Regions from separate parts of the Mus musculus genome. Here region 2 is linked to region 1. The links are chromatin loops, found by intact Hi-C in ENCODE. Cell type or tissue: left cerebral cortex. All regions are shown on one strand. Links, peaks and the distances in the headings refer to the core of each region. The heading gives the core; the rest is flanking DNA. Region 1 overlaps Vmn2r9 (vomeronasal 2, receptor 9). Region 2 has its middle 26 kb from the start of Vmn2r10.

Region 1 (15,366 bases), core at 4,877-12,876:
GTCCCATAAGTTTGGGTATGTTGTGGATTCATTTTCATTAAACTCTAAACAGTCTTTAATTTCTTTCTTTATTTCTTCCTTGACCAAAGTATCATTGAGTAGAGTGTTGTTCAGTTTCCAGGTGAATGTTGGCTTTCTATTATTTATATTTTTATTGAAATCAGTCTTAGTCCGAGGTGATCTGATTGGATGATGGGATTTTTTCAATATTTTTTATCTGTTGAGGCCTGTTTTGTGACCAATTATTTGGTTGATTTTTGGAGAAGGTGCCAGGAGATGCTGAGAAGAAGGTATATCCTTTAGTTTTAGGATAAAATTTTCTGTAGATATCTGTTAAATCCATTTGTTTCATAAATTCTGTTATTTTCACTGTGTCTCTATTTAGTTTCTGTTTCCAGGATCTGTCCATCTGTCATCAGAGTGGGGTGTTAAAGTCTCCCACTATTATTGTGTGAGGTGCAATGTGTGCTTTGAGTTTTAGTATAGTTTCTTTAATGAATGTGGCTGCCCTTGCATTTGGAGCATAGATATTCAGAATTGATAGTTCTTCTTGGAAGGTTTTACCTTTGATGAATATGAAGTGCCTTACCTCGTCTTTTTTGATAACTTTGGGTTGGAAGTTGATTTTTTAAAATTTATTTTTATTTTTTATTACGTATTTTCCTCAATTACATTTCCAATGCTATCCCAAAAGTCCCCCACACCCTACCCCCCCCCACTCCCCTACCCACCCATTCCCATTTTTTTGGCCCTGGCAATCCCCTGTACTGGGGCATATAAAGTTTGTGTGTCCAATGGGCCTCTCTTTCCAGTGATGGTCGACTAGGCCATCTTTTGATACATATGCAGCTAGAGTCAAGAGCTCCGGGGTACTGGTTAGTTCATAATGTTGCACCTACAGGGTTGCAGATCTCTTTAGCTCCTTGGATACTTTCTCTAGCTCCTCCATTGGGGGCCCTGTTATCCATCGAATAGCTGACTGTGAGCATCCACTTATGTGTTTGCTAGGCCCCGGCCTAGTCTCACAAGAGACAGCTATATCACGGTCCTTGCAACAAACGCTTGCTAGTGTATGCAATGGTGTCATCGTTTGGAGGCTAATTATGGGATGGATCCTCAGATATGGCAGTCTCTAGATGGTCCACCCTTATGTCTCAGCTCCAAACTTTGTCTCTGTAACTCCTTCCATGGGTGATTGTTTCCAATTCTAAGAAGGGGCAAAGTGTCCACACTTTGGTCTTCATTCTTCTTCAGTTTCATGTGTTTTGCAAATTGTACTTTATATCTCGCTATACTAAGTTTTTGGGCTAATATCCACTTATCAGTGAGTACATATCATTTGAGTTCTTTTGTGATTGTTTACCTCACTCAGGATGATGCCCTCCAGATCAAACCATTTGCCTAGGAATTTCATAAATTCATTCTTTTTAATAGCTGAGTAGTACTCCATTGTGTAAATGTACCACATTTTTGTATCCATTCCTCTGTTGAGGGGTATCTGGGTTCTTTCTAGCTTCTGGCTATTATAAATAAGGCTGCTATGAACATAGTGGAGAATGTGTTCTTCTTACCTGTTGGGACATCTTCTGGATATATGTCCAGGAGAGGTATTGCTGGATCCTCCAGTAGTACTATGTCCAATTTTCTAAGGAATCGACAGACTGATTTCCAGAGTGGTTGTACAAGCTTGCAATCCCACCAACAATGGAGGAGTGTTCCTCTTTCTCCACATCCTTGCCAGCATCTGCTACCACCTTAATTTTTGATCTTAGCCATTCTGACTGGTGTGAGATGGAATCTCAGGGTTGTTTTGATTTGCATTTCTCTGATGATTAAGGATGTTGAACATTTTTTCAGGTGCTTCTCAGCCATTCGGAAGTTGATTTTATTCGCTATTAGAATGGCTACTCCAGCTTTTTTCTTTGGACAATTTGCTTGGAAAATTGTTTTTCAGCCTTTTACCCTGAGGTAGTGTCTGTCTTTTTCCCTTAGGTGGGTTTCCTGTAAGCAACAAAATGTTGGGTCCTATTTGTGTAGCCAGTCTGTTATTCTATGTCTCTTTATTGGGTAATTGAGTTCATTGATATTAAGAGATATTAAGGGAAAGTAATTGTTGCTTTCTGTTATTTTTGTTGTTAAAGTTGGGATTCTGTTCTTGAGGCTGTCTTCATTTAGGTTTGCTGAAGGATTACTTTTTTGCTTTTTCTAGGGCATAGGTTCTGTCCTGTTGTTGGTATTTTCCCATTATTATCTTCTGAACAATGGAAAGATACTGTGTGAATTTTGTTTTGTCATGGAATACTTTGGTTTCTCCATCTATGGTAATTGAGAGTTTTACTGGGTATAGTAGTTTAGGCTGGCATTTGTGTTCTCTTAGTGTCTGTATAACATCTGTCCAGGATCGTCTGGCTTTCATAGTCTCTGGTGAGAAGTCTGGAGTCATTCTAATATGTCTGCCTTTATATGTTACTTGATATTTTCCCCTTACTGCTTTTAATATTCTATCTTTATTTAGTGCATTTGTTGTTCTGATTATTATGTGTCAGGAGGAATTTCTTTTCTGTTCCAGTCTATTTGGAGTTCTGTATGCTTCTTGTATGTTCATGGTCATCTCTTTCTTTATTTTATGGAAGTTTTCTTCTTTAATTTTGTTGAAGATATTTACTGGCCCTTTAGGTTAAAAATCTTCATTCTCATCTATATCTATTATCTGTAGGTTTGGTCTTCTCATTGTGTCCTGGACTTCCTGGATGTTTTGGTTTAGGATCTTGTTGCATTTTCCGTTTTCTTTGATTGTTATGTCCATGTTCTCTATGGAATCTTCTGCACCTGAGAGTCTCTCTTCCATCTCTTGTATTCTGTTGCTGATGCTTGCATCTAAGGTCCCTGGTTTCTTTCCTAGTGTTTCTATCTCCAGAGTTGTCTCCCTTTGGGTTTTCACCATTGTTCCTACTTCCATTTTTAGCTCTTGGAAAGTTTTGTTCAATTCCATCACCTGTTTCATTGTGTTTTCCTGTAATTGTTTAAGGTATTTTTGTGTTTCCTCTTTAAGTTCTTCTACCTCTTTAGCAGTGTTTTCCTGTAATTCCTTGAGGGATTTTTGTGCTTCCTCTTTAAGAGCTTCTACCTGTTTAGCAGTGTTCTCCTGTATTTCTTTAAGTGAGTTATTACTGCCCTTATTAAATTCCTCTACCAGTATCCTGAGATATGATTTAAATCCGAATCTTGTTTTTCAGGTGTGTTGGGGTATCCAGGACTGGCTGAGGTGGGAGTGCTGGGTTATGATGATGGTGAGCTATCTTGGTTTCTGTTAGTAAGATTCTTTCATTTGCCTTTTACCATCTGGTAATGTCTGGTGTGATATGTTCTAACTGTGTCTGGCTGGAGTTTGTTCCTCCTGTGATTCTTCAGCCTCTCAGCATTCCTGGGAGACCAACTCTCTCTTGTGTCCCAGTGGTCAGAACACTCTCTGCAGGGAAGCTCTCCTCTTTCAGGGAAGGTGCACAGAAGTCAGGAGCTCAGATCCACATCCTGATTCCTGGGGTCTGAGCCCTCCCTGGAGGCTGACTCTCCTCTGGCAGGGAAGGTGTCCAGGGGTCTGGGTCTCAGCTCTGTCTACTGGCTGAGGATGAAGGCCTGAAGGGACCTTGTCCAATAAGCTCTGTTGCTTCTGCTGCCCATATGCTCTCCTGTGTAGACTGGTCTCAGTGATCCCAATATTCTGGGGGTGCTAGGTCCTGGCTTTGTCCTGTGACCCTGTTGCTGCTAGCACAAGACCCTCTGGGCTTTTTTGAACCGCTGTTGTGTTCCACTCACAAGTGATCTCAAGATCCCGGGTGTCCTAGAGTGACTGCAGCTTGGAGAGCCTCTGGGGACCTTGGGGCCCTCCACTGAGATTGTGCAGAAGATGGGGTGAGGCGTGTGTTTCTCTCTCTCTTTTTCTCACTTTCTTTCTCTCTCTCTTTCTTTCTTTCTTTCTTTCTTTCTTTCTTTCTTTCTTTCTTTCTTTCTAGTTTTTTTTCTTTTTTTTATATAATATTTTTTTTATTACGTATTTTCCTCATTTACATTTCCAAATGCTGTCCCAAAAGTCCCCCCATACCCCCCCCCCCACTCTCCTACCCACCCACTCTCACTTTTTGGCCCTGATGTTCCCCGGTACTGGGGCATATAAAGTTTGCAAGTCCAATGGGCCTCTCTTTCCAGTGATGGCCGACTAGGCCATCTTTTGATACATATGTAGCTAGAGTCAAGAGCTCCGGGGTACTGGTTAATTCATAATGTTGTTGCACCTACAGGGTTGCAGATCTCTTTAGCTCCTTGGATACTTTCTCTAGCTCCTCCATTGGGGGCCCTGTTATCCATCGAATAGCTGACTGTGAGCATCCACTTATGTGTTTGCTAGGCCCCGGCCTAGTCTTACAAGAGACAGTTATCTCTGGGTCCTTTCAGCAAAATCTAGCTAGTGTATGCAATGGTGTCAGCGTTTGAAGCTGATTATGGGGTGGATCCCTAGATAAGGCAGTCTCTAGATGGTCTATCCTTTTGTCGCAGCTCCAAACTTTGTCTCTGTAACTCCTTCCATGGGTGTTTTGTTCCCAATTCTAAGAAGGGGCACAGTGTCCACACTTTGGTCTTCATTTTTTTAGAGTTTCATGCATTTGGCAAATTGTATCTTATATCTTGGGTATCCTAAGTTTTGGGCTAATATCCACTTATCAATGAGTACATATTGTGTGAGTTCCTTTGTGATTGGGTTACCTCGCTCAGGATGATGCCCTCCAGGTCCATCCATTTGGCTAGGAATTTCATAAATTCATTCTTTTTAATAGCTGAGTAGTACTCCATTGTGTAAATGTACCACATTTTCTGGATCCATTCCTCTGTTGAGGGGCATCTGGGTTCTTTCCAGCTTCTGGCTATTATAAATAAAGCTGCTATGAACATAGTGGGGCATGTGTCCTTCATACCGGTTGGGACATCTGGATATATGCCCAGAAGAGGTATTGCTGGATCCTCCGGTAGTACTATGTCCAATTTTCTAAGGAACCACCAGACTGATTTCCAGAGTGGTTGTACAAGCTTGCAATCCCACCAACAATGGAGGAGTGTTCCTCTTTCTCCACATCCTTGCCAGCATCTGCTGTAACCTGGATTTTTGATTTTAGCCATTCTGACTGGTGTGAGATGGAATCTCAGGGTTGTTTTGATTTGCATTTCCCTGATAATTAAGGATGTTGAACATTTTTTCTGGTGCTTCTCTGCCATTCGGTATTCCTCAGGTCAGAATTTTTTGTTCAATTCTGAGCCCCATTTTTTAATGGGGTTATTTGATTTTCTGGAGTCCACCCTCTTCAGTATTTTATATATAATGGATATTAGTCCCCTATCTGATTTAGAATAGGTAAGGATCCTTTCCCAATCTGTTGGTGGTCTTTTTGTCTTATTGACAGTATCTTTTGCCTTGCAGAAGCTTTGCAGTTTCATTAGGTCCCATTTGTCAATCCTCGATCTTACAGCACAAGCCATTGCTGTTCTATTCAGGAATTTTTCCCCTATGCCCATATCTTTAAGGCTTTTCCCCACTTTCTCCTCTATAAGTTTCAGTGTCTCTGGTTTTATGTGAAGATCCTTGATCCACTTAGATTTGACCTTAGTACAAGGAGATAGAAATGGATCGATTCTCATTCTTCTACATGATAACAACCAGTTGTGCCAGCACCATTTGTTGAAAATGCTGTCTTTCTTCCACTGGATGGTTTTAGCTCCCTTGTCGAAGATCAAGTGGCCATAGGTGTGTGGGTTCATTTCTGGGTCTTCAATTCTATTCCATTGGTCTACTTGTCTGTCACTATACCAGTAACATGCAGTTTTGATCACAATTGCTCTGTAGTAAAGCTTTAGGTCAGGCATGGTGATTCCACCAGAGGTTCTTTTATCCTTGAGAAAAGTTTTTGCTATCCTAGGTTTTTTGTTATTCCAGATGAATTTGCAGATTGCTCTTTCTAATTCGTTGAAGAATTGAGTTGGAATTTTGATGGGGATTGCATTGAATCTGTAGATTGCTTTTGGCAAGATAACCATTTTTACCATGTTGATCCTGCCAATCCATGAGCATGGGAGATCTTTCCATCTTCTGAGATCTTCTTTAATTTCTTTCTTCAGAGACTTGAAATTCTTATCATACAGATCTTTCAATTCCTTAGTTAGAGTCACGCCAAGATATTTTATATTATTTGAGACTATTGAGAAGGGTGTTGTTTCCCTAATTTCTTTCTCAGCCTGTTTATTCTTTGTGTAGAGAAAGGCCATTGAATTCTTTGAGTTAATTTTATATCCAGCTACTTCACCGAAGCTGTTTATCAGTTTTAGGAGTTCTCTGGTGGAATTTTTAGGGTCACTTATATATACTATCATATCATCCGCAAAAAGTGATATTTTGACTTCCTCTTTTCCAATTTGTATGCCCTTGATCTCCTTTTGTTTTCGAATGGCTCTGGCTAGGACTTCAAGTACTATGTTGAATAGGTAGGGAGAGAGTGGACAGCCTTGTCTAGTCCCTGATTTTAGTGAGATTGCTTCAAGATTCTCACCATTTACTTTGATGTTGGCTACTGGTTTGCTGTAGGTTGCTTTTATCATGGTTAGGTATGGGCCTTGAATTTCTGATCTTTCCAAGACTTTTATCATGAATGGGTGTTGGATCTTGTCAAATGCTTTTTCCGCATCTAACGAGATGATCATGTGGTTTTTGTCTTTGAGTTTGTTTATATAAAGGATTATGTTGATGGATTATAATCATTATAATCATTACAATCATTGATGGATTATTTCATTATAACTTATAATGAAAACCATTATAGATAAATGGAATAAAATATAAAACATCCAAACAAACCACAGGTAGATAGGAGATGGAAACTAAAAGACAAAAAAACAAAAAAACAAAAAAAAAACAGGAAACTAATGAAGAGTCAGGCATAAATTTGCTATTAATAAGTATATGGTATGTAATATAGTCTAAACAAGGATTAGACAAAGACTGTAGGAATGGACTTTAAAAACCCAATTATAATGCAGTCAAGGAGAAAATAATCTTGAGCATAATGTTCCTGGTAAGTTAAGAAATAAAAGATAGGTCATTCTGGCATGTTTTAATAAAGGCTTGACTAGCTCAGATAAAGTGGATAAAATCAACAAGGATATAGAAACACTGCAGCATTAACCGTTTGCTGATATGTGTGGACCGCTGTGAGATACAACAGCAGAACACATTATTTTTCAAGTACATTGGAACATTAGACAATTTAGGTAGTAGCTCCCTAAGGGCGACAAAGCACTTCTGCTGAGGTATTTGAAGGCTCCTGGACAAAACAAACTCATTTATTGAACGAGGACAATAACTTTCCAAATACATGACCACTAGAAATTTGTTGTGTGTTTGCCATTCTCAGGAACAACTGGTTCTTGCTGCATCTTTCATGCTGAGGTTCTCCCAGGGCCTTGCTGTGTAAGGAATAAGGGTTAAATTTTTTTCTACCACCAAACCCTGCCCCCTTGAGGCTTGCTGGGATGTTTAGAGTGCCACTGCTCTGTCAGTGGCTACAACTTATTTTTGTAGATCTTTAAAATTTTCATTTTAACAACGGCTCAGATAGAACTGCTCTTGTCAGTATGTTTGCTTTTGTGCATGCATTTTAGTAACAAAATTTGCATTGATCTACGCCCTTTGAGGTGCCATAGAACAAGAGACATTTTATTCCTCTTTTTGCCTAGAGCCAATATAATAAGCCTAAAATACTGCTGAGCTACATGGTTGAGGTTAACTAAAGTGCACGCTAAATTCGCTATTTTAGTTGACAAATGCCAGTGTGATCCTCATTTTAAAATCCCAGCATTACAGTAATGTTGCATTACCAGAAGTGGAGGGCAGTTTCTTCTTGCCTTTGTTCAGATTCCTTTATCCCTAACTATATGCCACTCCACTCAATGCCTCAGGCAAGCAGGAAAAAAGAAGGGAGCTGTCATGCTCTGTTTGGCCAGCAGATGTCAGAAGGGAAACATTGGTTATGGGAGGAGTAAATTTGGGGGAGGGGTCAGTCTAGACTGAGCAAACAACTCCTGGGACAGAGGTTTCCACACACTTTCACCTGTGGGACAAGGTGCTTTGCCACAATTCTTTCAGCATGGCAAGAGCTCCCGTACACATGGAGTAAAAGAAACACTTTTCCATAGCTCTTACACCTTTTTTCTGATCTCACATTCCTTTTGTGTGTGAGGGCTATTCTACTTTCGTAATACAGTCTCTTTTACTAATCTCTTCTTGTTGTTTTCTATGGAATCAATTCCATGTGTTACTAGTTTCAGATATTGTGCTTCCAGTTTCGTATGCATATTTGTTTTTTAAAGATTCCAATAGACAAAAATTTTAATTTTGTCCATGCATTTACCTATCTTATATTTTGAATATTAAATGTTCCTGTGAAGAAAGGCATCAAAGGTTCTATGTACAGCCCTCTTTCAGTTCTCTGGGTTATAAAGTTAGAAGTGGTCATTGGTTCACCCAAGTTCCTATGTCCCCCAAGATTTCAGGATGGGTGTCAGTGTATCTGAGTTTGCTTCTCAGTGTCTGCCTTTCTGTCTGGGAGCCTGTCCTCAGCAAATCACTGATATTTGAATCCTTGAATCAGGCTTCTGGCCCAGAGAGCTCTAAATCCAGGGCATTGCTGGGTGCAGAAAGATCTGCAGTAGAGTCTGGAATGAGGCCTGTCCTACTGGAGTTTTAGCAATATTTATTTAATATGCCACTTTTCTCTTGTTTCATGGTCTATAATAAGATTTGTACTTAAAAGCCATGCTGTACTTATGCAGACAGATCAGATGCTATCAGAACCCCTTTCAAAGGAAGGCAGTACTCATGTGTTCTCCATGCCTTGCAGTATTTTTTCTTTAGTTATCTGTTTTTATGAATGATCACCAGTCTTCCCAACAAGTCTTCTTGTCTCCCAGAATTTCCTTGTTACAAGGGACTACCAGCCTCATTTTTAGAAAATGAAAGGAAGAATGAAAAGCAAAGTAGGCAAGAGAGAAGTCTCTGTGGATATGAGCTCTTGCCTTTTTAGAGTAATGGAGATTACTGCCCAGCACCTACATCAAGAGGCTTTCGGCTGCCTGTAATTGCTGCTTCTCATGATCTGATACCTTCTCTGGCCACAGCAGGGAGCCACAGCTATGCGTGTATACTGCTCCCTCCAATATATACAGAGAAACAAAACCAAACCAGTTGAATAAACAGACAAACAAACAAACAAACAAACAACCCTTTTTATTTCAAAGAGGAAAAAGAAATGAGAAAAGATCTCCAAGGAACTCACTAGGCCAGAGGAATACCCTGTCCTCCCTATGTACCATTAAAGATGTCTTCAGTTTCTTCCCACACAGAACTACCTCTAATTTATTGTTAAGGAGCACTGTTAAGTAAAACTAAGGGAAACAACTTGGAATACACAGAATGTATCATAGGAGTCTCCAGGCAAGGCTTTCCTATGCTGAGCTTGCTGTAGTTCCTTTAGTTGTCAAGTCCTGTATTGTCCCTCTCTCCACTTCCAGCATAGGCCTGTGCTCCTCAAACACCTTTCCATTCCTTAAGGGATTAGAGCTGAAGGCACGCCTCCTTGTCCATCACACTTAGAGCAGGAACTCAGGAGCCATGTTTGTTACATTAGAGACAAAGTCAGGAAGTGGGAACCAACCTTGACAAAACACCTGCAGCAAGTCAGTGACATACCAGGTGCTTTTTTTGTCCAGGGACACTTTGTCCCCTGATAACTGAAATGGCTCAGATTCACCAGCTATTAGACAGTTGAAGTGACTTTAAAGTATTTTCTCTGTCTGTAAAGTGGTAGATTTTGCAGTATCTTTGTGGTCTGTGTTTAGCCTTAATGAGAAAAACATCCTTCGATGCCTGGCTCTGAGGTCATCTCCTCAACTTTCTGAATGGATACATTTTTATGAGTCTACCAGTGATAAGATATGGAAGGAGACACAGCACACAGTTCATATGTGCTCTTGTTGTATCTATGGGACCTTGGACATAATCAAGTTTTCACAGATTCCAGGTCATTTTAGGTCCATTTGCATTTTAGGATTAACTTCAACATTAGGATGGGAGTATATTTTGATAATCACTTTTTTCCATGGTGTGTTTAATACTGCCTTCATGATCATATATACACTATGGAAAGCTCAGGAACTAAAGCAAATAGAACTAAAGTCAGACTTGGTGTTGAACAGAATTTAAAGGAGTGCATAGCATTTTATAATGAAAAATTAGCATACAATAAAATCTTATCATTAAGGGGATTTTAAAGAATAAATGTTAAGAATTATATTAGTATATTATCTGGAATATCCAGAAATGCAGTGGTGATTAAAGAGGAGGCTCTGCTGTTGGTCCTTTAGCACTGGGATTGTGGTGCCCTGGGCGTGGCTTCCCACATCACTCTCCTCTGAACACAGGAAGATCTTTCAGTTTCATCAGTTTCCACACCTTTTTTCATAGTGCATCTATTACTTTTGTCTTTGCATGTGGGCTTCAGGTATAGGAATGCTCACCTGCTTGGTCCCTCCATGTCTCTCACAGTCTTTTCTAGTCTTTCATTACTTCTTCTGTCGAGGTCTCCTCTACTTTGGTAACCCAGTTTCCTTCACTTACTTTTTCAATTCTGTTCAATTCATTCCATGAGTTCCTAGTTTCATATTTTTTAGTTTTTGATTGTTATGTGTACATTTGTGTATGTGTGATTTTAATGATTCCAATAGTTAAAATCCCCATTATTTTCATTTGTTTCTCTATTTTCTTTCAAAAATTAAAATTATTTATATTCCTTTCTGAATTGTTTGCGGATGTCTTTCTATTGCCTGTTCTTGTTTGGGGTTTTAGTATTTTGATATTTTTCAAAACATGCCACCTGACATATTTAAAAATTTCCTATATTGAATTTGAGTTTTAGAAACTGAACTTAAGAGCCTGTGAAGATGGCTCAGCTGTTAAGAGTACTGACTCCTCTTCCAGAGGTCCTGAGTTCAGTTCCTAGCAACCACACGATGGTTAACAACCATCTGTAATGGGATCTGATGCTCTATTCAGGTGTGTGTGAACAGTGACAGTGTACTCACATATACAATATAAATAAATATCAAATAAATAAACACTATTAAGATATAGAAACTGAAGTTAGTCTGCATTGCTTCGTAGTGTGATGCCTGCAGGCACAATCCTTGGGAAATGAGAGTTTTGATGGTAATTGAGGTGAGTTCAGCTAGAGCTTGAGAAGAGCTGTGGGACCTCTACTCATGCATCTGTAAGAGCACTGTGCAGTCATAATAAGCTTTCTTCTTTCACAACTCTAGTGTCCCAGTGGTTTTTCAGCTCCATGCCACCAATATACAGATCATATGTCTCTCCTATTTTTCTATTGCTCCTTGACTTGTAAGTTTGAAAATTCAAGAGTAACCAGGAAAATCCTCATCTGTACTAGGATTTACCCAGGTATCCAGGTACTCACTGAGGACACACTGAGCAGACACTGGTGTCTCCTGTGTGCTAGGTCCATATCCTCATAATCCAAAGGAGTGTGTTCTGTTATATCATCTCCATTGTTTTCAGAAGCAGAGCAACAAAGGTAGAGCTAGAAGGCTTGTGTGAGGTATCAGGGCTCAGATCTTAATTCAGGATGTTTTTCAACACTACAGACTCCAAAACAACTTCCTCCCTCAGTGACTGACAGCACAGAGGGCTGCAGTACTACTCAGTTTCTTACTCTTCTACATATAGATTCTATAATTTAACTTTCCATTTTGCTTACTGCAAACTCTTCCTTACATGCTTGTTTAATTTCTTTAAAATTTTCAAACCAGATTATTATTCTTGAAATTAGAACACCGAATAATAGTCAAATGAACAGAAATGATTCGATATTAATCAATGAAAGACATAATTAGTATTAGTGATGAATCATGATACATTTAGCTTCTAATTTTTCTTTGCATTAAAATTAGAAAATTTGATATTGATTCTGATGTTAGAAAAATTGTAGGACTTTGAATATGATGGTGAAATTACTGAGTGCTTACATCTTTCTCAGAAGATGGGTGAAGCTCACCTATGTAGCAATGTGTTTCTATCCTGGAGCATAAAGAAATCGATGTGGTGACAGTGTGGTGAACATAGACAAGTTCTGTAGGTAGGACACCCTCATGGTCCTCACTCCCCACAGATTCATTGAGTTTAGGAAATTTGATGTATTTAGACTCAGGCTGTGTGTCCTGATTTATTAGAGTTGTCAGAAATCTTCACACAGGGTCTGCACAGTTAATTTGCTAGGTGACCTCAGAGATTTTCTACTTGAGGAAATATGACAGCCCTAAAACAAATCAAGGTTATATTCTGAGGTGTCAAACAGGCTCCCTGTTCTATAAATTATAAATTGCAACCTCAAGGAAAATTTCATGTGAGTTTTACTTAACATAAAACATATCAGAGAAAAAGTTATTTAGCATTATAATCACTGCTGAATAATGCAGACCTCTGGAGATTAGCATTACAACATAAAACGACATTGTTCCTCAAAAATGTCAGTAGAAAAATCTGTCTTACCCACCTGTTATCAATGTGTCACTTGGAATGTCTTCAATTATACATTTCTCCTCTCGTTCTCCAGCATGGAAATAAAAAGCAGCTGAAAGTTAAAAGCTAAAACATAAAAGAATTGTCTGAATTTGCATCTCCACATCATTAGCTACCCCGAGGTCTCTTCCTTGAAATGGAGCAGTTAAAGGTGACTGTTTCCTAGGTGTTTGCACTTCCCTGATGTTTTCTAAAATTGATTTTTGTGAGAATTGACATTTGATGCCTACACCCAGTCAGATAAGTGCAGCAAACTCCTATGAACCAGATTAAAACAAAACAAAACAAAACAAAAAAAAACAAAACAAAAAGAATCCACTTAGATTTTGGAGTATTTCCTGTGATAATGAAGAGTTCATTTTGATCTTGTTTTTAAAGATGTTGTGATAGAGTGATAGTTATTGCATGCGCATTCAGGTGGAGGAAACAATTCAATGTATTCTCTTAGAAAATATTCCCTCATCCAAGGCTCAGGGAATAGTAAAGAAGATGGTGGGAAAGATCTTGTGAGTCAAAGAATGAGGAAACTGGTTGTGAATATAAATATTCTAGAAAGAGCATAGGTAGACCATGACGTTTTACCAATATGACACACAAAATATGATCTGAAGAAGGATTACTGCACTGTGCATGGCAGCATGGAAGGAAGAAAGCTTGAAAAGCTTCTACCCTACACAACCGTTTACAGAAGACTGTAAATCTCCTGTAAAGAATGGAAGATGAGTTATAACCAGGGAAGGAAACAAATATTGGCCAGTTCGTACCAAATAATGAGCCATCAGAACATAAATACATGCAATTTTACATGGTCTCTACAGTTTATATTTTAAAATGTATATGTATATACAAATATATATATATATGCGCTCAGTAAGCATTAATGAAATAAGATGCCATGCACATTTTAGGAGTGTATGGAGGGGTACAAGTGGTGTTCTGGACATAGGAAATATAAAGACAAAACAATTAAATTACACCATCAAAATAAACTACAAAATAACAGTTAAAAATAAAAGCAACAAACAATACTTTGAGAGAAAATGACACTGACTTTCAACAACTGATGTTCAGAAATTATAATGTGTATGTGTTTGTATGTGTGTCTGTGTGTGTGTAATATTAAACCAAGTAATCCTTAGTTACTACTATATTCATAACATTTATGATGTCGTTCATCTAGAGTGATTTATATATTCACAGACTACTCTGACCTTATTGTGATAAAGGTCGTGTGTGACTTTTTTCTACTACCGATTTTTATCCCTGAATGAAACACATTCATTTTGTAAGGAAATGGTGTGTTTTCGTATAAAGTTCAAGAGCCTTATACAGTAGGCACAGTTTGAAGCCCATAATCTTTTTCATATACTGTACTTTTCTTAGTATGTTATCTGCTATTCTGAATATTTTCACAGTACATTATAAAGCTATTATGAAATCTAGGGCTTCTGTGATGGCCATCAACAACATGCAACACTGTAACTACGCTCCACACTCTACTAACATTCAATCTTCTTTCTATTTTCAAAACCGTGCCTTCTATTGCAACAGTAATCTGTGATATTCCAAATCCCAACCAAAGCTGTTTAATAGTTTGCTGATGTCTTAGATTCTGTTGCTGTATCAAAACACAATGGTGAAAAGACCCATGTGAGAAGAGCCTTATTCCCCTATGTACCATATTCACAGTTAACTGAATGAAGTCAAGACAAGAACTTGGATGCAGACAGTCAATGAGAGCACATGGAATAATGCTGATTACTGGCTTCATTCTAGTCTGTGCTCTTTATAGTCTTCTTTCTTATAACTCCCATAACAATTTGCCTCTATAATTGGCATTATATTAGGCAGTGCTGTGCTGCCCTACATTATAAGTACTAACATGGTATTTTACTTAAAATTTTTGTATGGTTTAGTAGTACTTTTGTTAAGACAAAGCAAAAGTATCATCTAACACTTTAAAATTACTGAAGATTCAAGAAGGCAATTTATCTTTGTACTTCTGCAGAAAATTTGAATCTAGTCTAACTAAGATAGCACAACATTTTGGAAGAAAGATGCACCCTAGCAAGCCTGCACTAGAAGCCAAGATAGAGAAAACCTCCACAACCACCATGACTGTTCCCCTGGTGCTGTGGTAGACAGGGAGGAAGGTGATCCAGACACTGCAGAACACCAGCATGCTGAAGGTTAGGAATTTGGCTTCATTGAATCTGTCAGGAAGGTTCCTAGCTAAGAAAGCCACTGTGAAGCTCCCCAGAGCCAAGGAACCCAAGTATCCCAGAACAAAGTGGAAGGCAATGACTGAGCCTTTGTTGCAAATAATGATGGTCTTTCCATATTCAGATTGTGTATCTCTGTCAATAAAGGGAGGAGATGTTACCAACCAGATTCCACAGAAAACAAGTTGGATTAAGGTACAAATGGGAATGACCAAGTTAGGTGCCCCTGATGCCAGCATCCCTCTCATCCTTCTCCCTGGAGTAGTGAGCTTGAAAGCCATGAGCACAGTTATTGTTTTAGCCAACACTGTAGAAATAGCCACTGTGAAAAATACTCCAAATGTGGTCTGCTGCAGGATACAGGTGGCCTGGTTGGGATGTCCAATGAAGAGCAATGAGCAGAGAAAACAGAAGACTAGAGAGATGAGCAGGATGTAGCTGAGAATGCGGTTATTG
Region 2 (15,366 bases), core at 4,676-12,675, 200 kb after region 1:
TTTGCAGTATCTACCACAGGTTTAGTTCAGCAACTACATACCTCTCATTTTGTTATAGAAAAATTGGAGGCAAAGGTTTATGTTAAGGTTAATATTAAGGTTAGCTACTAAATGTCATGCTTCATTTCAATATATTTGTGTCTCGCCATTACCTTATAATTCAACCATTGACTGGGAAAAGACTAAAATTCATTTGCAGGGAGTATGGAAAGATACTGATATTTCACATGACATGGAACAGTTAAAAGCAGAAATCTCAAATATTAGCAGAAGCCATTTGGAAACTGGGAAAATTGATGAATTGGCCAGAGATTTAAAGAATAACCTAAGTGCATGGAATCCCTTGGATTGGGTTCAATATATAATCTTGCTTGCTATTATTACTGGCATTATTTTATTAGTAATCATTGTGTTTCTACTCATCTTTAGAATTCTTCTGAGATCTGTAGCTACCACGAAGTGGGACATTCTGGAATTTCATCTAAAAAATAAAAAACATGGGGAGCTGCTACATCCACTCCAGTAGTGACAAGAGTGACAGGCCCTAAAATCCTGGGCTCTGTCCGCTGTCCTGAGGCTAAAAGATCTTGGAAACTTAGTCTCCTGGAATCGTGGCATCCTGTATAAAGAATGCTCCAATGTCCTTGCTTTAGTTGGTAAATGGATCTGTGTGCTTTCCCTTAATATTGCTTTATTACAAGTGCTCCTAAGGATTGATATTTTGATATATAGGTAAGTTTGATTCTAGGCAGTCCTTGATTCGCAGTCCTTGATCCGACCTTGGGCATGGATAGCTAAGTCCCTGCCCTACACAGAAATTTACCATTATCTAGGAAGAAGAAAGTTTGTGACCTAAAGAGGAACCAGAGTAGATACTTAGAACTATAGACAGCTGAGTTACACCCATACACAAGTATTTACAGTGGCCTAGGGGGAAGGTGGACTATACAATAGACTAGAGTAGGAACTATGGCAACAGCACGAATCCCTTGCCCCTGGCTTCTAAGATTAAGTGGACCTGTTTTTGATCCGAGTTCTTAATATTGAATTTTACTCTAGTTTGTTCCTGCCAGTCCTTCCATGTTTGCATTCCTCTGTGTTGTGTAAGAATCCAGTAACCTCTTTGTACCTTGCTGGCATGTCACCCAACTTCCCTATTTTCTTCTGAATAACAAGTTTGGGGGACTCAGCAGAACTTAGGAGGGGACTCAGCAGAACTTAGGAGGGACTCAGCAGAACTTAGGAAATTAGTCTGAACAGGTTAGAGGGTGCGCCAGAGAACCAGACAGCTTCTGGGACAGGCGGAAGCACAGAGCCGCTGAGGCAGCACCCTTGGCGAGCCGCAGACAACCGGCCACCGTCCGGACCAGAGGACAGGTGTCCGCCTGGCTTGGGAGGCGGCCTCAGCCTCAGCAGCAGCGGTCGCCATCTTGGTTCCAGGACGCCCTGGAGCTTAGGAATTTAGTCTGCACAGCTGAGAGTCTGCAACACAGAAGCTGACAGCTTCTGGGAACTGCCAAAGCAACACAGCTTCTGAGAAAGGCCCTGTCTTGGGCCTTCTTCTTTGACCAGGAGGAGGTCCAAAAACAAGATATCTGCGCACCTTCCCTGTAAGAGAGCTTGCCAGCAGAGAGTGCTCTGAGCACTGAAACTCAGAGGAGAGAATCTGTCTCCCAGGTCTGCTGAGAGACGGTAACAGAATCACCAGAAGAACAATCTCTAAACAGAGTCAACTATAACTACTAACTCCAGAGATTACCAGATGGCGAAAGGTAAACATAGGAATCCTACTAACAGGAACCAAGACCACTCACCATCATCAGAACCCAGCACTCCCACTTCGCCCAGTCCAGGGCACCCCAACACACCCGAAAACCTAGACCTAGATTTAAAAGCATATCTCATGATGATGGTAGAGGACATCAAGAAGGACTTTAATAAATCACTTAAAGAAATACAGGAGAACACTGCTAAAGAGTTACAAGTCCTTAAAGAAAAACAGGAAAACACAACCAAACAGGTAGAAGTCCTTACAGAAAAAGAGGAAAAAACATACAAACAGGTGATGGAAATGAACAAAACCATACTAGACCTAAAAAGGGAAGTAGACACAATAAGGAAAACTCAAAGTGAGGCAACACTGGAGATAGAAACCCTAGGAAAGAAATCTGGAAGCATAGATTTGAGCATCAGCAACAGAATACAAGAGATGGAAGAGAGAATCTCAGGTGCAGAAGATTCCATAGAGAACATCGGCACAACAATCAAAGAAAATGGAAAATGCAAAAAGATCCTAACTCAAAATATCCAGGAAATCCAGGACACAATGAGAAGACCAAACCTAGGGATAATAGGAGTGGATGAGAATGAAGATTTTCAACTCAAAGGACCAGCAAACATCTTCAACAAAATTATTGAAGAAAACTTCCCAAATATAAAGAAAGAGATACCTATGAACATACAAGAAGCCTACAGAACTCCAAATAGACTGGACCAGAAAAGAAATTCCTCCCGACACATAATAATCAGAACAACAAATGCACTAAATAAAGATAGAATACTAAAAGCAGTAAGGGAAAAAGGTCAAGTAACATACAAAGGCAAGCCTATCAGAATTACACCAGATTTTTCACCAGAGACTATGAAAGCCAGAAGAGCCTGGACAGATGTTATACAGACACTAAGAGAACACAAATTCCAGCCCAGGCTACTATACCCAGCAAAACTCTCAATTACCATAGATGGAGAAACCAAAGTATTCCACGACAAAACCAAATTCACACATTATCTCTCCACGAATCCAGCCCTTCAAAGGTTAATAACAGAAAAAAACCAATACAAGAATGGGAACAACGCCCTAGAAAAAACAAGAAGGTAATCCCTCAACAAACCTAAAAGAAGACAGCCACAAGAACAGAATGCCAACTTTAACAACAAAAATAACAGGAAGCAACAATTACTTTTCCTTAATATCTCTTAACATCAATGGTCTCAACTCCCCAATAAAAAGACATAGACTAACAAACTGGCTACACAAACAAGACCCCACATTTTGCTGTTTACAGGAGACACATCTCAGAGAAAAAGATAGACACTACCTCAGAATGAAAGGCTGGAAAACAATTTTCCAAGCAAATGGTATGAAGAAACAAGCTGGAGTAGCCATCCTAATATCTGATAAGATTGACTTCCAACCCAAAGTCATCAAAAAACACAAGGAGGGGCACTTCGTTCTCATCACAGGTAAAATCCTCCAAGAGGAACTCTCAATTCTGAATATCTATGCTCCAAATACAAGGGCAGCCACATTCATTAAAGAAACTTTAGTAAAGCTCAAAGCACACATTGCACCTCACACAATAATAGTGGGAGACTTCAACACACCACTTTCACCAATGGACAGATCAAGGAAACAGAAACTAAACAGGGACACACTGAAACTAACAGAAGTGATGAAACAAATGGATCTGACAGATATCTACAGAACATTTTATCCTAAAACAAAAGGATATACCTTCTTCTCAGCACCTCATGGTACCTTCTCCAAAATTGACCACATAATAGGTCACAAAACAGGCCTCAACAGATTCAAAAATATTGAAATTGTCCCATGTATCCTATCAGATCACCATGCACTAAGGCTGATCTTCAATAACAACAAAAAAAAAAAAACAGAAAGCCAACACTCACGTGGAAACTGAACAACACTCTTCTCAATGATACCTTGGTCAAGGAAGGAATAAAGAAAGAAATTAAAGACTTTTTAGAGTTTAATGAAAATGAAGCCACAACGTACCCAAACCTTTGGGACACAATGAAAGCATTTCTAAGAGGGAAACTCATAGCTCTGAGTGCCTCCAAGAAGAAACGGGAGAGAGCACATACTAGCAGCTTGACAACACATCTAAAAGCTCTAGAAGAAAAGGAAGAAAATTCACCCAAAAGGAGTAGACGGCAGGAAATAATCAAACTCAGGGGTGAAATCAACCAAGTGGAAACAAGAAGAACTATTCAAAGAATTAACCAAACGAGGAGTTGGTTCTTTGAGAAAATCAACAAGATAGATAAACCCTTAGCTAGACTCACTAAAGGGCACAGGGACAAAATCCTAATTAACAAAATCAGAACTGAAAAGGGAGACATAACAACAGATCCTGAAGAAATCCAAAACACCATCAGATCCTTCTACAAAAGGCTATACTCAACAAAACTGGAAAACCTGGACGAAATGGACAAATTTCTGGACAGATACCAGGTACCAAAGTTGAATCAGGATCAAGTTGACCTTCTAAACAGTCCCATATCCCCTAAAGAAATAGAAGCAGTTATAAATAGTCTCCCAGCCAAAAAAAGCCCAGGACCAGACAGGTTTAGTGCAGAGTTCTATCAGACCTTCAAAGAAGATCCAATTCCAGTTCTACACAAAATTTTTCACAAGATAGAAGTAGAAGGTACTCTACCCAACTCATTTTATGAAGCCACTATTACTCTGATACCTAAACCACAGAAAGATCCAACAAAGATAGAGAACTTCAGACCAATTTCTCTTATGAATATTGATGCAAAAATCCTCAATAATATTCTCGCTAACCGAATCCAAGAACGCATTAAAGCAATCATCCATCCTGACCAAGTAGGTTTTATTCCAGGGATGCAGGGATGGTTTAATATACGAAAATCCATCAATGTAATCCATTATATAAACAAACTCAAAGACAAAAACCACATGATCATCTCCTTAGATGCAGAAAAAGCATTTGACAAGATCCAACACCCATTCATGATAAAAGTTCTGGAAAGATCAGGAATTCAAGGCCCATACCTAAACATGATAAAAGCAATCTACAGCAAACCAATAGCCAACATCAAAGTAAATGGAGAGAAGCTGGAAGCAATCCCACTAAAATCAGGGACTAGACAAGGCTGCCCACTTTCTCCCTACCTCTTCAACATAGTACTTGAAGTATTAGCCAGAGCAATTCGACAACAAAAGGAGATCAAGGGGATACAAATTGGAAAGGAGGAAGTCAAAATATCACTTTTTGCAGATGATATGATAGTATATATAAGTGACCCAAAAATTCCATCAGAGAACTCCTAAACCTGATAAACAGCTTCGGTGAAGTAGCTGGATATAAAATTAACTCAAACAAGTCAATGGCCTTTCTCTACACAAAGAATAAACAGGCTGAGAAAGAAATTAGGGAAACAACACCCTTCTCAATAGTCACAAATAATATAAAATATCTCGGCGTGACTCTAACTAAGGAAGTGAAAGATCTGTATGATAAAAACTTCAAGTCTCTGAAGAAAGAAATTAAAGAAGATCTCAGAAGATGGAAAGATCTCCCAAGCTCATGGATTGGCAGGATCAACATTGTAAAAATGGCTATCTTGCCAAAAGCAATCTACAGATTCAATGCAATCCCCATCAAAATTCCAAATCAACTCTTCAACGAATTAGAAGGAGCAATTTGCAAATTCATCTGGAATAACAAAAAACCTAGGATAGCAAAAACTCTTCTCAAGGATAAAAGAACCTCTGGTGGAATCACCATGCCTGACCTAAAGCTTTACTACAGAGCAATTTTGGTAAAAAACTGCATGGTACTGGTATAGAGACAGACAAGTAGACCAATGGAATAGAATTGAAGACCCAGAAATGAACCCACACACCTATGGTCACTTGATCTTCGACAAGGGAGCTAAAACCATCCAGTGGAAGAAAGACAGCATTTTCAACAATTGGTGCTGGCACAACTGGTTGTTATCATGTAGAAGAATGGGAATCGATCCATACTTATCTCCTTGTACTAAGGTCAAATCTAAATGGATCAAAGAACTTCACATAAAACCAGAGACACTCAAACTTATAGAGGAGAAAGTGGGGAAAAGCCTTGAAGATATGGGCACAGGAGAAAAATTCCTGAACAGAACAGCAATGGCTTGTGCTGTAAGATCGAGAATTGACAAATGGGACCTAATGAAACTCCAAAGTTTCTGCAAGGCAAAAGACACCGTCAATAAGACAAAAAGACCACCAACAGATTGGGAAAGGATCTTTACCTATCCTAAATCAGATAGGGGACTAATATCCAACATATATAAAGAACTCAAGAAGGTGGACTTCAGAAAAGCAAATAACCCCATTAAAAAATGGGGCTCAGAACTGAACAAAGATTTCTCATCTGAGGAATACCGAATGGCAGAGAAGCACCTGGAAAAATGTTCAACATCCTTAATCATCAGGGAAATGCAAATCAAAACAACCCTGAGATTCCACCTCACACCAGTCAGAACGGCTAAGATAAAAAATTCAGGTGACAGCAGATGCTGGGGTGGATGTGGAGAAAGAGGAACACTCCTCCATTGTTGGTGGGATTGCAGGCTTGTACAACCACTCTGGAAATCCGTCTGGCGGTTCCTCAGAAAATTGGACATAGTACTACCGGAGGATCCAGCAATACCTCTTCTGGGCATATATCCAGAAGATGCCTCAACTGGTATGAAAGACACATGCTCCACTATGTTCATAGCAGCCTTATTTATAATAGCCAGAAGCTGGAAAGAACCCAGATGCCCCTCAACAGAGGAATGGATACAGAAAATATGATACATCTACACAATGGAATACTACTCAGCTATTAAAAAGAATGAATTTATGAAATTCCTAGCCAAATGGATGGACCTGGAGGGCATCATCTTGAGTGAGGTTACACATTCACAAAGGAACTCACACAATATTTACTCACTGATAAGTGGATATTAGCCCAAAACCTAGGATACCCAAGATATAAGATACAATTTCCTAAACACATGAAACTCAAGAAAAATTAAGACTGAAGTGTGGACACTATGCCCCTCCTTAGAAGTGGGAACAAAACACCCTTGGAAGGAGTTACAGAGACAAAGTTTGGAGCTGAGGTGAAAGGATGGACCATGTAGAGACTGCCATATCCAGGGATCCACCCCATAATCAGCATCCAAACGCTGACACCATTGCATACACTAGCAAGATTTTATCGAAAGGACCCAGATGTAGCTGTCTCTTGTGAGACTATGCCGGGGCCTAGCAAACACAGAAGTGGATGCTCACAGTCAGCTATTGGATGGATCACAGGGCTCCCAATGGAGGAGCTAGAGAAAGTACCCAAGGAGCTAAAGGGATCTGCAATCCTATAGGTGGATCAACATTATGAACTAACCAGTACCCCTGAGCTCTTGACTCTAGCTGCATATGTATCAAAAGATGGCGTAGTCGGCCATCACTGGAAAGAGAGGCCCATTGGACACGCAAACTTTATATGCCCCAGAACAGGGGAACGCCAGGGCCAAAAAGGGGGAGTGTGCGGGTAGGGGAGTGGGGGTGAGTTGGTATGGGGGACTTTTGGTATAGCATTGGAAATGTAAATGAACTAAATACCTAATTAAAAAAATTAAAAAAAAAAAACAAGTTTGATGCTCGATCCATACTACCTCATGTAGAGTCTGTCCGACAATTCCCGCCAACTCCTTTTCCACCTGCAACCAGAGATCTGTTCCACGCAGACAGGGACTAAAGAGGGTCTGAGGCATAGAAGGACTGCAGTACCAACAGTTTCCTGACATGTGTGAACCACTGTGTGATACAACAGCAGAACACATTATTTTTCAAGTACATTGGAACATTGGGTAATTTAGGTAGTAGGTCCCAAAGGGTGACAAAGTACTTCTGCTGAGGTAGTTGAAGGCTCCTGGAAAAAAACAAACTCATTTATTGAATAAGGACAATAACTTTCCAAATGCATGACCACTAGAAATTTGTTGTGTTTTGCAATCTAAGAAACAACTGGTTCTTGATACATCTTTCATGCTGAGGTTTTCCCAGTGCCATGATGTGTAAGGACTAAGGGTTAACTTTTTTTTTTCTACAACCAAATCCTGCCCCCTTGAAGATTTCTGGGGTGGTTAGTGTGCCACCGCTCTGTCAGTGGCCACAACTTATTTTTGTAGAACTTTAAAATTTTCATTTTAACAACAGCTCTCATAGAACTGCTCTTGTCAGTATGTTTGCTTTTGTGCTTGCCTTTTGGTGACAAAATTTGCATTGATCTATATCTTTGAGGCGCCATAAAGCAAGAGAAATTTTATTCCTCTTTTTGCCTAGATACAGTATAATAAGCCTAAAATACTGCTGAGCTACATGGTTGAGGTTCACTAAAGTGTACGCTAAATTTGGGATCTTGAGTTGACAAATGGCAGTGTGATCCTCATTTTAAAATTCCAGCATTACAGTAATGTTGCATTACCAGAAGTGGAGGGCAGTTTCTTTTTGCCTTTGTTCAGATTCCTCTATCCCTAACTATATGCCACTCCACTCCATACCTCAGGCAAGCAGGAAAAAAGATGAGAGGTGTCATGCTATGTTTGGCCAGCAGATGTCAGAAGGGAAGCATTGGTTATGGGAGGAGTAAACTTGGGAGAGGGATCAATCCAGACTGAGCAAACAACTCCTGGGACAGAGGTTTCCACACACTTTCACCTGTGAGACAAGGTGCTTTGCCACTATTCTCACAGCATGGCAAGAGCTTCTGTACACATGGAGTAAAAGAAACACTTTTCCATAGCTCTTACACTTTTTTTCTGGTCTTTCCTTTTGTGTTTGAAGGCTATTCTACTTTTGTAATACAGCCTCTTTACTCATCTCTTCTTGCTGTTTTCTATGGAATCCACTCCATGTGTTACTAGTTTCAGATATTGTGCTTCCAGTTTTGTATGCATATTTGTTTTATAAAGATTCCAATAGTCAAAAAATTTAATTTTATCCATGCATTTACCTATCTTATATTTTGAATATTAAATGTTCCTGTGAAGAAAGGCATCAAAGGTTCTATGTAGGGCCCTCTTTCAGTTCTCTGGGTTATAAAGTTAGAAGTGGAATTTCTGGTCAGTGGTTAACCCAAGTTCCTAAGTCCCCCAAGATTTCAGGATGGGTGTCAGTGTATCTGAGTTTGCTTCTCAGTGTCTGCCCTTCTGTCTGGGAGCCTTTCCTCAGCAAATCACTGATATTTGAATCCTTGAATCAGGCTTTGCTCCAGAGAGCTCCAAATACAGGGCACTGCTGGGTGCAAAGACATCTTCAGTAGAGTCTGGAATGAGGTCTGTCCTACTGGAGTTTTAGCAATATTTATTTAATATGCCACTTTACTCTTGTTTCATGGTCTGTAATAAGATTTGTACTTAAAAGCCATACTGTACTTATGCAGACAGATCAGATACTATCAGAACCCCTTTCAAAGGAAGGCAATACTCATGTGTTCTCCATGCCCTGCAGTATTTTTTCTTTAGTTATCTGTTTTTATGAATGATCACCAGTCTTCCCAACACGTCTTCTTGTCTCCCAGGGTTTCCTTGTTACAAGGGACTACCTGCCTCATTTTTAGAAAATGAAAGGAAGGATAAAAAGCAAAGTAGGCGAGAGAGAAGTCTCTGTGGATACGAGCTCTTGCCTTTTTAGAGTAATGGAGATTACTGCCCAGCACCTACATCAAGAGGCTTTCAGCTGCCTGTAATTGCTGCTTCTCATGATCTGATACCTTCTTCTGGCCACAGCAAGGAGCCACAGCTATCCGTGCATACTGCTCCCTCCAATATATACAGAGAAACAAACCCAAACCAGTTGAATAAACAGACAAACAAACAAACAAACAAACAAACAAACAAACCCGCCTTTTTATTTTAAAGAGGAAAAGAAATGAGAAAAGACCTCCAAGAAACTCACTAGGCCAGAGGAATACCCTGTCCTCCCTATCTACCATTAAAGATGTCTTCAGTTTCTTTCTTCATAGAACTATCTTTAGTTTATTGTTAAGGAGCACTGTTAAGTAAAACTAAGGGAAACAACTTGGAATACACAGAATGTATCATAAGGGTTTCCAGGCAAGGCTTTCCTATGCTGAGCTTGCTGTAGTTCCTTTAGTTGTCAAGTCCTGTATTGTCCCTCTCTCCACTTCCAGCGTAGGCCTGTGCTCCTCAAACATCTTTCCATTCCTTAAGGGATTAGAACTGAAGGCATGCCTCCTTGTCCATCACACTTAGAGCAGAAACTCAGAAGCCATGTTTGTAGCATTAGAGACAAAGTTCACAAGGTGGGAGCCAAACTTGACAAAACACCTGCAGCAAGTCAGGGACACACCAGGTACTTTTCTGTCCAGGGACACTTTGTCCCCTGATAACTGAAATGGCTCAGAGTCACCAGCTATTAGACAGTCAAAGTGACTTAAAGTATTTTCTCTGTCTGTAAAGTCATAGATTTTGCAGTATCTTTCTGGTCTGTGTTTAGCCTTAATGAGAAAAACATCTTTTGATGCCTGGCTCTGAGGTCATCTCCTAAACTTTCTGAATGGGTGCATTTCCATGAGACTACAAGTGTGAAGATATGGAAGGAGGCACAGCACACAGCTCCTATATGCTCTTGCTGTATCTATGGGACCTTGTTCAAGTTTTCACAGATTCCAGGTCATTTTAGATGCCCATTTGCGTTTTAGGATTAACTTCAACATTAGGATGGGAGTATATTTTGATAATCACTTCTTTCCATGGTGTATTTAATACTGCCTTCATGATCATTTATACAATATGGAAAGCTCAGGAGCTAAAGCAAATAGAACTAAAGCCAGACTTGGTTTTGAACAGAATTTAAAGGAGCTCATAGTATTTTATAATGAAAAATTAGCATACAATAAAATCTTATCATTAAGGGGATTTTAAAGAATAAATGTTAAGAATTATATTAGTACATTATCTGGAATATCCATAAATGCAGTGGTGATTAAAGAGGAGGCTCTGGTGTTGGTCCTTTAGCACTGGGATTGTGGTGCCCTGGGTGTGGCTTCCCACATCACTCTCCTCTGAACACAGGAAGATCTTTCAGTTTCATCAGTTCCCACACCTTTTTTCATAGTGCATCTATTACTTTTGTCTTTGCATGTGGGCTTCAGGTATAGGAATGCTCACCTGCTTGGTCCCTCCATGTCTCTCACAGTCTTTTCTGGTCTTTCATTACTTCTTCTGTCGAGGTCTCCTCTACTTTGGTAACCCAGTTTGCTTCACTTACTTCTTCAATTCTGTTCAATTCATTCCATGAGTTCCTAGTTTTAGATATTTATTTTCTGATTTTTATGTGTACATTTATATATGTGTGCTTTTTAAAGATTCCAATAGTTAAAATCCCCATTATTTTCATTTGTTTCTCTATTTTCTTTCAAAAATTAAAATTATTTAAGTGCCTTTCTGAACTGTTTGTGGATGTCTTTCTATTGCCTGTTTTTTTGGGTTTTAGTAATTTGATATTTTCCAAAACATGCCACCTGATATATTTAAAAATTTCCTATATTGAAGTTGAGTTTTAGAAACTGAACTTAAGAGCCTGTGAAGATGGCTCAGTGGTTAAGAGTAATGACTCCTCTTACAGAGGTCCTGAGTTCAGTTTCCAGCAACCACACGATGGTTCAGAACCATCTGTAATGGGATCTGATGCGGTATTGAGTTGTGTCTGAAGACAGGGACAGTATACTCACACATATAAAATAAATAAACATTAAATAAATAAAACACTATTAAGATATAGAAAAGGAAGTCAGTGTGCATAGCTTTGTGGTATGACACTTGCAGGCACCATCATTGGGAAATGAGAGGTTTGAAGGTAATGGAGGTGAGTTCAGCTAGAGCTTGAGAAGAGCTGTGGGACCTCTACTCATACATCTGTAAGAGCACTGTGCAGTCATAATAAGCTTTCTTCTTTCACAACTCTAGTGTCCCAGTGGTTTTTCAGTTCCATGCCACCAATATACAGGTCATATGTTTCTCCTATTTCTCTATTGCTCCTTGACTTGTAAGTTTGAAAATTCAAGAGTTACCAGGAAAATCCTCATCTGTACTAGGATTTACCCAGATATCCAGGTACTCACTGAGGACACACTGAGCAGACACTGGTGTCTCCTGTGCGCTAGGCCCATATCCTCATAATCCAAAGGAGTATGTTCAGTTTTATCATCTCCATTTTTTTTATGATTTTAATTTTTTAAAAAATATTTTTTATTAGATATTTTCTCATTTACATTTCCAATGCTATCCCAAAAGTCCCACATACCCTCCCCGCAACTCCCTTACCCACCCACTCCCACTTTTTGGACCTGGCATTCCCCTGTACTGGGCATATAAAGTTTGCATGTACAATGTGCCTCTCTTTCCAGTGATGACCTACTAGGCTATCTTTTGATACATATGCAGCTCGAGTCAAGAGCTCCGGGGTACTGGTTAGTTCATAATGTTGTTCTACCTATAGAGTTGCAGATCCCTTTAGCTCCTTGGGTACTTTCTCTTGCTCCTCCATTGGGGGCCCGGTGATCCATCCAATAGCTGACTGTGAGCATCCACTTCTGTGTTTGCTAGGCCCCGGCATAGTCTCACAAGAGACAGCTATATTAGGGTCCTTTCAATAAAATCTTGCTAGTGTATGCAATGGTGTCAGCGTTTGGAAGCTGATTATGGGGTGGATCCCTGGATGTGGCAATCACTAGATGGTCCATCCTTTTGTCTCAGCTCAAAACTTTGTCTCTGTAACTCCTGCCATGGGTGTTTTGTTCCCAATTCTAAGAAGGGGCAAAGTGTCCACACTTTGGTCTTCGTCCTTGAGTTTCATGTTTTGCAAATTGAAACTTATATCTTGGGTATTCTAAGTTTCTGGGCTAATATCCACTTATCAGTGAGTACATATCATTTGAGTTCTTTTGTGATTGGGTTACCTTACTCAGGATAATGCCCTCTAGGTCCAACCATTTGCCTACAAATTTCATAAATTCATTCTTTTTAATAGCTGAGTAGTACTCCATTGTGTAAATGTATCACATTTTTGTATCCATTTCTCTGTTGAGGGGCATCTGGGTTCTTTCCAGCTTCTGGCTAATATAAATAAGGCTGCTATGAACATAGTGGAACATGGGTCTCTCTTACTAGTTGGAACATCTTCTGGATATATGACCAGGAGAGGTATTGCAGGATCCTCCAGTAGTACTATGTCCAATTTTCTGAGGAACAACCAGACTGATTTCCAAAGTTATTGTAAAAGCTTGCAATCTCACCAACAATGGAGGAGTGTTCCTCTTTCTCCACATACTCACCAACATCTGCTGTCACCTGAATTTTTGATCTTAGCTATTCTGACTGGTGTGAAAGGGAATTTCAGGGTTGTTTTGATTTGGATTTCCCTGATGATTAAGGATGCTGAACATTTTTTCAGGTGTTTCTCAGCCATTCGGTATTCCTCAGGTGAGAATTCTTTGTTTAGCTCTGAGCCCCATTTTTTGATGGGGTTATTTGTTTTTCTGGAGTCTTGAGTTCTTTATATATAATGGATATTATTCCCCTATCTGATTTAGGATAGGTAAAGATCCTTTCCCAATCTGTTGGTGGCATTTTTGTCTTATTGAAGGTGTCTTTTGCCTTACAGAAGCTTTGCAGTTTCAACAGGTCCCATTTGTCAATTCTCGATATTACAGCACAAGCCATTGCTGTTATATTCAGAGATTTTTCCCCTGTGCCCATATCTTCGAGGATTTTCCCCACTTTCTCCTCTATAAGTTTCATTGTCTCTGGTTTTATGTGGAGCACCTTGATCTACTTAGATTTGACCTTAGTACAAGGAGATAGGAATGGATCAAATTGCATTCTTCTACATGATAACCACCAGTTGTGCCAGCACCATTTTCAGAAAATGCTGTCTTTTCTCCACTGGATGGTTTTTAGCTCCCTTGTTGAAGATCAAGTTACCATAGGTGTGTGGGCTCATTTCTGGGTCTTCAATTCTACTTCATTGGTCTACTTGTCTGTAGCTATACCAGTACCATGCAGTTTTTGTTTTTTGTTTTTATCACAATTGCTCTGTAGTAAAGCTTTAGGTCAGGCATGGTGATTCCACCAGAGGTTCTTTTATCCTTGAGAAGAGTTTTTGCTATCCTAGGTTTTTTGTTCTTCCAGATGAATTTGCAGATTGCTCTTTCTAATTCGTTGAAGAATTGAGTTGGAATTTTGATGGGGATTGCATTAAATCTGTAGATTGCTTTTGTCAAGATAGCCATCTTTACAATGTTGATCCTGCCAATCCAGGAGCATGGGAGATCTTTCCATCTTCTGAGATCTTCTTTAATTTCTTTCTTCAGAGACTTGAAGTTCTTACCATACAGATCTTTCACTTCCTTAGTTAGAGTCACGCCAAGGTATTTTATATTATTTGTGACTATTGAGAAGTGTGTTGTTTCCCTAATTTCTTTTTCAGCCTGTTTATTCTTTGTGTAGAGAAAGGCCATTGACTTGTTTGAGTCAATTTTATATCCAGCTACTTCACTAAAGCTGTTTATCAGGTTTAGGTGTTTTATGGTGGAATTTTTAGGATCACTTATATATACTATCCTATCATCTGCAAAAAGTGTTATTTTGACTTCTTCTTTTCCAATTTGTATTCCCTTGGTCTCCTTTTGTTGTCGAATTGCTCTGGCTAGGACTTCAAGTACAATGTTGAATAGGTAGGGAGAAATTGGCAGACTTGTCTAGACCCTGATTTTAGTGGTTTTGCTTCCAGCTTCTCACCATTTACTTTGGTGTTGGCTACTGGTTTGCTGTAGATTGCTTTTATCTTGGTTAGGTATGGGCCTTGAATTCCTGATGTTTCTAAGACTTTTACCATGAATGGGTGTTGGATTTTGTCAAATGCTTTCTCCCCGTCTAAGGAGATGATCATGTGTTTTTTGTATTTGAGTTTGTTTATATAATGGATTACATTGATGGATTTCTGTATATTAAACCTTCCCTGTATCCCTGGAATAAAACCTACTTGGTCAGGATGGATGATTTTTTTAATGTGTTCTTGGGTTCGGTTAGCGAGAATTTTACTATTTTTGCATCGATATTCATAAGGGAAATTGGTCTGAAGAACTCTATCTTTGTTGGATCTTTCGGTGGTTTAGGTATCAGAGTAATTGTGGCTTCATAGAATAAGTTGGGTAGAGTACCTTCTGTTTCTATTTTGTTGAATAGTTTGTGAAGAACTGGGATTAGATCTTCTTTGAAGGTGTGATAGAACTCTACACTAACCCATCTGGTCCTGGGCTTTTTTTGGTGGGGAGACTGTTAAAGGTTGCCTCTATTTCTTTAGGGGATATGGGACTTTTTAGATCGTTAACTTGATCCTGATTTAAATTTGGTACCTGGTATCTGTCAAGAAATTTGTCCATTTCGTCCAGGTTTTCCAGTTTTGTTGAGTATAGCCTTTTGTAGCAGGATCTAATGGTGTTTGGATTTCTTCTTTTTTTTTTTTTTTGGTTTTTCGAG

What was found. A loop is a pair of places that touch in the nucleus more often than their neighbours do. Peaks named below come from ENCODE experiments on the same cell type or tissue, not always from the same donor. Only the 100,000 strongest peaks of a DNase experiment are listed, where the experiment ranks them.
Region 2: a loop joins it to region 1, with 11 times the contacts of the local background. A loop is called at or near these places in 5 of 42 quality-filtered maps.

The regions. Positions count from the first base shown.
Region 1 is chr5:108,828,284-108,843,649 of GRCm38, forward strand. It overlaps Vmn2r9 (vomeronasal 2, receptor 9), which reads right to left. Exons shown (of 6, transcript NM_001104621.1): 6 at 14,664-15,366. The coding sequence ends at 14,664. Among named protein-coding and RNA genes, the nearest start is that of Vmn2r9, 17 kb to the right of the region's middle. In left cerebral cortex, for the core only: a CTCF peak has its summit at 8,056 (motif pointing right); no DNase peak of the experiment used is centred there.
Region 2 is chr5:109,024,357-109,039,722 of GRCm38, forward strand. No RefSeq gene overlaps it. Among named protein-coding and RNA genes, the nearest start is that of Vmn2r10, 26 kb to the left of the region's middle. In left cerebral cortex, for the core only: no CTCF peak of the experiment used is centred there; a DNase peak (open chromatin) is centred at 9,430.